2 separate regions of the Mus musculus genome follow, and region 1 is linked to region 2. A link is a contact called in ENCODE Hi-C data. All regions are on one chromosome and are shown on one strand. Each heading gives the region's core, a stretch centred on a gene start or an enhancer-like site at or near the end of the contact. The rest is flanking DNA. Distances are from core to core; before and after follow the strand shown.

Region 1 (3,568 bases), core at 259-2,758, 2.9 Mb before region 2:
GGACACAGAAGGTTCCTGGTTATCTTCACTGAGTTCTCCCCACCACACACAGCAGATTCTGGCTCTCATTCTTTCCAGGAGTCCAAGTGCATGAACAAGCATCCTTTTAGGGAAATACAGTTTTCTTACTGCTTTTAGGCCTCTGAATCCTCAGTTGCCAACGCACTCCTATGAAGTCAAATGGGGAGTGAATGATTCAAATTTCATTTTTCTGTGGGTAGAATCACAGCCCATCATCTGTGTGCAGGGTAGGGTACTGATGGGGAACCAGAGGGCTAGGTGGGAAAATTTCCTTATTTGGTCCCTAGTTAACCATTGGCGGGGATAGCCGGTTGAAGTCAATTAAAGAAGTCAGGTGACAGATAAACATCTCTGCTGGTGAGCCATCCTTGGTGGTGGTGGTGGTGGTGGTGGGAAAGTAGAGAGAGGGGAGGGAGGGGGTGGGCATGCCATTGCCGTTTGTTCATAGGGTGTGGAGGATAAGAAACTAGAGAGCAAAAAAATTCTGTGGGAATGACTATCTCCTGTTATCTGTCCAGCTTTCAAGGAGGAGAAAGTGAGGCTCAGGAATCCTAAACTCAAATATTTTGTCCACTTTTACCTTTTTCTCCCCCTTGAGACGGTCTCTCATGTCTGTCCTGGAACGCTCTACGTAGGCTAGACTGGCTTCGAACCCACAGAGATTTCTTGACTGCTGGCATTAAAGGCAACGCCTGGATTTTTTGTTTCGAGACAACTGCTCATGTAGCCCAGACTAGCGTCAAACTCCCTGTGTAGCAAGGATAACCTTGAACTCAGTCCTTCAGTTTCTTCTTCCCAAATGCTGGGATTACAGGCTTGTACCACAGCCCCCAGATAACAGTGTGCTAGGGACCCAAACTAGGGCTTTATACATGGTAGGCAAGTTCTCTACCAACTGCGCTACAGTCCAAGCCCCATTCCAGGACTTTCTATATATCCTTCTGCTGGAAGGCAGCTGGAAGGGAGCGGGAAGGCGCAAAAAGAGGGGTTGCATGGTTTTGGGGGTGCGCAGGGGGTCTGTCGGTGGTGAGACAGCTGGACCTAAAGCGCACACTGGGACTCCTAGTTTCAGTTTTCCAGACCTAAGGTTCATTTAGTCTGGTCCAGTTAGCGCTGGGGAGGAGGGATCCATCCCAATTGCCTGTCTCCCAATGCGTCGATTTCCCTGCCCTGCCCCTCTCAGCCACTCTGTAACTGAACTTCAGTCTCAACCAATTCTCTGCCTCGAGCCACCGCCCTGAGGACTGAACCATTATGGCATAGAGAAGGGACGGCGAGGGGCTCTCAGGTTACTGGTCCCAGAGACGCTGTCTATGGAGACAACCCCAGATATCAAGAGAACCCCAGATATCAAGATATCATGGAGTCTTGCGTTGAGGTTCGCGCCCCTGGCCACAGACCCCGCCGTGCTCCGGAACCTCGGTCCTCCCGTAGCTCTGCCCACTCTCCACCCCCGCACTTGGTTTGCTCTGACTCGTGAGGCAGTCGGCTGTGCGCACGGCCCCACGCTCAGAGCTTGAGGTCCTTGTTGCTTGTGGGTCGGGTCCTCGTGTTGTGCGGGGATGCGACGTGCAGCTATGGCGCTCGCCGTTCGAGTCGTGTATTGGTAAGTCCGGGTGACTGCAGTTCCCCCTTTTCCTGCTCCCGGCTCGTTGTGCCCTTTCTCTGCTCCCCAACCTTTGTGCCAGGAGACCCTCTCCCACCCTTTTCTTTGCCCCTCCCCCTATCTACCAGGGTCTGGTAACCGAGTACGATGACTGTATTTCAGACCCAAAGGGAGGGATTTCCAAGCGGGTGGGATGGAGGTAACAGAGACTTGAGCCCGATCCCTGGCATCTGACATCTGAGTGACATCTCACCAGTGAAAATGGAAACTGATACTTGGGGCCACTTTGAACACGTGACTCAGCGCTGAGGGGAGGGGAAGGGTAGCATCGGGTTTCTCTGGGGACCTTTCCTTCCCGACAGGCTGTTTCCCTTCCCCCTCACTGAGCGGCATGAGTTAGAGAATACAAGGTGTGGTGTAGTTGGGGGTTTACTCATAAGCGCTGTTGGGAGGTCTGGGGATGTCCCGTACCTGGATTGTAGTGTGAGTTAACAGTGGTCGCACCTCCCAGTGTGTACATGAAAAGGGCGAACTGAGTCACGGAGTGGTGGTGTTGATGCACACTTTTAATCCCAGCATTCGGAAGTAGAGGCAGGTAGATAGTTCCAGGCCAGCTAAGCTGCTTGTTAGAGGCAACCGGGGTGATGTAGTAAGACCCTGTGCCCCGAAAAGAAAAAGTAATATAGGATAGATTGTAGGGTGAGGGTGTAGCTCAGTGGTAGAGTGTTTGCATGAGATGCACCAGATCCTGGGTTCGGTTCCCAGCAATACAAATAACAAAACAAAAAACTCTTACTGGTTTCTGATCAGTGAGTGCCGGTGCTGTTAACCCCAGTTCTTTTCTGGCCTCAGTTTCCCCTTCTGTAGTGTGAAGGAGGTGATGATGTTGGTTAGTTACCTGCCAGCGCTATTAATTGTGCCCCTGCTAGAGGCAGGCGTAGAAAGACCAGCCATTTTCTCTTGATGACTTTTTCCTCCATCTGCATCTGATAATCAGCTGGCTTGCAGTAAGTGATTGAAAAGTGCTTGCTGAATGGATTCTGCACCCCTGAAGTCCATTGAGGGGCTCTCCAGCCATTCTGTCTCCATCTTACAGGGGAGGAAACTGAGGCTGGAAATGAGGCAGGGCCAGCCTGAGGTCCTACTACCGATAACCCTGTAACTTGAATCTGGGGTCCGTGGTCCACCTAGCTGGGTGTGGCCTCCTCCCTCCCAACCCCCTTGAGGGGTCTGATCAGGCCCTAGTTATCAGGATGTCTTTCAACAGCCTGCTTTGATAAATTGAGGCTCCCATGAGGCCACTGCACCAGATTCCAGGCCCAAAATGGCCTGAGGTAGGGGACATGGGGTTGGGGAGCTTATGTTTTGTACTGGGTGCTGGAGAGAGCTTGGATTCCTGAGTGACAGCCAGGCGGGGGAGGGAGTGGGTGGGTGAGATTCTACTGAGGCAGCATTTGTCCTAATTTACTTCCCTGCTTCCCTCCCCATTGGCATCTCTATGTGGAACCTGTGATCTCTTTGCCATCCCGCCTCTCCATCTTGGCTCTTTTGTTTGGGGTGGGCTTTCTATGTATCTTCGCACTGTCGCACACATCTCTCTGTGTGATGAGCACATCTTCCCCTCTTTTGAGGGTCTTTGTTACCTCTGCGTTCTCATCTGGATCTCTGTCTCTCTTTACCTTCATCGCACTGCTATTGCCTGCCTCCCTTGGGTACCTGTCCTGCCTTGGATCCATGCTGTCTTGGTGGGCTGCGACAACCCTGGATTCACCTGACAGTGGAGCTTGAGGCTATAAGCCCAAGGTGAGTGAAGTAGGTCAGGGTGGGTAGGGTAGGGGGGTTTGCTGGGCCTGGCTGTGATAACCCCACCCCCACCCTGTACCCTGTCTCCAGTACCTCCAGCTCAAGGAGAAGCTAGAACATGAGTTCCCCGGATGCCTG
Region 2 (3,618 bases), core at 868-3,367:
CCAAGAGATGGGCAGTTATACTTGAAGATGCTTGTATATGGGATACTGTGTATCCAGAAGAGTCCACGTAGAGACTGGAAAGTGGAAAGAATATGGAGTAGTACAGACTGAGTTAAAGTACACCACACAAAGCTCTTCAGGTCTAGAAAGCGAACTTATGGGTTCTGCTGACACATGCCCAGACCTCCTTTCTTTTACCTGTTTCTCTCCCTTTCCATGCTGTCCAAACCTAGACATTAACGAGCTGAACCTGCCCAAGACGTGTGACATCAGCTTCTCAGACCCAGACGACCTCCTCAACTTCAAGCTGGTGATCTGTCCTGATGAAGTAAGAGTAAAACAGGGCAGGATTCCCAAGAACAGACCAGGGGTGGCCCCATAAGAGTAGGGTCTTCATTCACTCTCCCCCTTCCTCTTCCAGGGCTTCTACAAAAGTGGCAAGTTTGTATTCAGCTTTAAGGTGAGTCTCAAGTGTACAAAGGTAGCTCTGTGGAGAAGACTGGGTACAACCAAAACACCTTCCCATCTCCTTTCTCTTTTTACACCTTCCCATCTCCTTTCTCTTTTTCTGGAGCCAGGTGGGACAGGGTTACCCACATGACCCTCCCAAGGTGAAGTGTGAAACAATGGTTTATCATCCCAACATTGACCTCGAGGGCAACGTCTGCCTCAACATCCTCAGGTGAGGGCACTGCCTTCCTTTCCCTCCCAAGACCTGCCTTCCAGGTATCCTCAGCCTTCTGTGGACACTGCATCTATCTCTGTCCTTCCCTCCCCTTTATGGTCAATCTGTTTCTGTCTTAGTTGTTTTTCTAATGACCTGACCTTGGCTTTCTCTGTGTCCTGCCCTGTCCCGTATCTTCACTCTTAGATCTCACACTTCAATGTTAAAAGGCCTTCTATGGGCCTAACCTGTTCAGTATTAGCAGGGCCTGTAGCAGCCTCCCACTCACCAGCCCCTGATAACCTTGATGCTCTCTGCCCACAGAGAGGACTGGAAGCCAGTCCTTACGATAAACTCCATAATTTATGGCCTGCAGTATCTCTTCTTGGTAAGTAGGGTTAGGCATTTGAAGCTGAGGGTTTGTTGGCCATCTGCCTCTCTCTTGCCTGTTGACTTCCACTTGTACCGGCCACAGGAGCCGAACCCTGAGGACCCACTGAACAAGGAGGCTGCTGAGGTCCTGCAGAACAACCGGCGGCTGTTTGAACAAAATGTGCAGCGCTCCATGAGAGGTGGTTACATCGGGTCCACCTACTTCGAGCGCTGCCTGAAATAGGGTTAGCAATTACCCATCCCTGCCAGGGTTACCGGCCCAGGCATCCCCTGCAAATATTTATTGGGGGCCCGGGTAAGGTGTGTGGGGTAGCCTTGGCCCCTGCCTTGGCCTTGCCTCTCTTCCCTGTCACCTGCCCCTAGTTATTTTTTTTTTGACCACCACGTGATTATGGTCGGTGCTGCCTCCCCCCCGACCTGCTCAGCGATGGGAAATGAATTGGCTTGTTTAGCGCCCCCCCCCTCCCGCTGGGTGCTGTCCAACTCCCCACTCTTGACTGTGGGGTAAGTGGGCAATGGGCCTGGGTCGCTAGGCCCAAGCAACCCACCCCACCACCACTGGAGGTCCCACCAGGCTATTAAAGGGGAATGTTACTGCATGGCCTCTGCCTCTTCCTTCTGTGGGGTGGGAGGTACAAGTGAGGTCCACCAGCGTCTATAATGAAGATAAATGTGGCCGTGGATTGGGTGGGACCACTCACTGGGATGAGGTGCAAGCAATGGAAGAATCGGCTAATTTCAGCTCCTGGACCTTACACCAACATAAGGGAGCCTACAAGTCATTTCCAGGCTTGCCCCTTTATGCCATGTGTGGGCCTAATTTGGTTCGAGCCAAGCACTTGCTAAAATGCCATTTATTAACTGCCCAAAAGTGGGTGGAGTATGGGCCTTCCAGAATGAATAGCCAGTCGAGCTGTGCTCCCGCCATGGGCCTGTGAGGCTGGCTTGGGTGGGACCTGTACCTTCTGCTGAGGTGCGTGGCCCTTTGCGCATGCGCTTCTGTGGCTGGCTGTGCGCGTGCGTCCTAGCACTTCCCAGCATTCCCGGAGAGGGTGGGTCGTGTGACGTCAGGTCGCTTAATCCGGAAACGGCGGCCGCAGCAGGGGCTACCGAACCGAGGGGTTGTCGTTGGTGGAGTCTCAAGGCTTCGGAGGGGTAGAGGCGTGACCCGGAAGCGGAAACCCATCGTTCTCTCGGCTCCGGTGAGTGGTCTCTGCTGAGCCGCAGGTCCCGTTTGGTAGGCAGCGTAGGAGGGGGCTTTGGGCCGAGGCATCGGATGCCGCGCGGTCCGCCTGTCCCTACCCACATCGAGGTCTTCACCTCTTCCTGCCCTCGGTACGCAGGCTCAACATCTCCAAGACCTGTTCAGTGTCTGTCACGTCCTGAGCCTGAGAACGTCACTCCTACGCCCGCGAGCCTGGTTTCCTTGGCATTCATGCCCATTACCCCACCTTAGGGCCCAACTTCACATTTCAGAACCTACTCCATTCTATCCTCCCTTGTCGAGGGGCCTCACAACTACCCCCTCCTCAGTACTCAATCACCTTGATGTGCCTACTCAGGTCTGGGTCCCTGGAACAGTTCAGAACCACACCCTTAAGTCAGAAACAGGCTTGCCCCATCGTCTGTGGAAGCAGAGCAGAGAGTAGAGTGGGTGTGCTTGAGTCAGAAATGTATAACTAGTTCTCACCGGCTAATCCTTTTTGACTACTCAAGCGTACCTCCAGTTTCTACACCCTATCTACTTATGTGACCCTTTCTGTCTTTTGCTGCCCTGGGCCCTGCACTCTACAGCTAGTTCTGACGGTTGTCCCAGACCTGCTGGTGGAGTCTTACCACCATGGACCTGTTGTTTGGGCGCCGGAAGACGCCAGAGGAACTACTTCGGCAAAACCAGAGGGCCCTGAACCGAGCCATGAGAGAACTGGACAGGGAACGACAGAAACTAGAAACCCAGGAAAAGAAAATCATTGCGGACATCAAAAAGATGGCAAAGCAAGGCCAGATGGTAAGTGTCAAGTGATATGGGACACGAAGCAAGGTGCCGTCTCAGTCATTGTTTTAAGGATAACAGTGAAACAGTGCTTTGAGCAAACTATCATGAAGGGTTAACAGTAATTTCCCAATTTGGGGTGTCAGGGAGGACCTCTTCACAGATAGTACAAGTGAGCTTCCAGAAAGCTAGCCATCACGACAGCCAAATGTTGCCAAGTCAAGTAGCAAACTGGGAGACCAAGAGAGCTAAGGAGTAGAGGTGGACCAGACACACAGAAATGTAGGTTGCAGTGTGAGCTGTGATGAATAGGCAAGAGTTAAGGATGGGAGTAAGGACAAGAACAATTGCTCAGAGGTGGTTATTTCCTGGGGCTGTGCCAGCAACATTTAGGTAGGGAATAGAAGCTGCACCTTGAATGGATTTGTATGTGGTTCTAGATACAACCTGGATGAACGTCTTTTTTTAATTCACTGCCAGGGACTCCAGGATTTTGTAAATATGGGGCAGGGCCCTACCTCAGTCATATCCCTGGCCAAAGACAGATTCTTTTTGGGGGGGGGGGGGG

Evidence for each region. A loop is a pair of places that touch in the nucleus more often than their neighbours do.
Region 1: a loop to region 2 is called in a map of left cerebral cortex, with 3 times the contacts of the local background. The contact joins the promoter of Selenow here to the promoter of Chmp2a in region 2. A Hi-C loop is called at or near these places in 2 of 37 maps with a recorded cell type or tissue (T-helper 17 cell and left cerebral cortex).

What each region holds. Positions count from the first base shown.
Region 1 is chr7:15,920,311-15,923,878 of GRCm38, reverse strand. It overlaps Selenow (selenoprotein W), which reads left to right and starts at 1,508. Exons shown (of 6, transcript NM_009156.2): 1 at 1,508-1,627; 2 at 3,406-3,430; 3 at 3,521-3,568. The coding sequence starts at 1,599.
Region 2 is chr7:13,033,276-13,036,893 of GRCm38, reverse strand. It overlaps Chmp2a (charged multivesicular body protein 2A), which reads left to right and starts at 2,117. Exons shown (of 6, transcript NM_026885.3): 1 at 2,117-2,259; 2 at 2,852-3,065. The coding sequence starts at 2,898. Ube2m (ubiquitin-conjugating enzyme E2M) reads left to right here. Exons shown (of 6, transcript NM_145578.3): 2 at 234-328; 3 at 422-460; 4 at 579-682; 5 at 989-1,052; 6 at 1,140-1,774. The coding sequence ends at 1,280.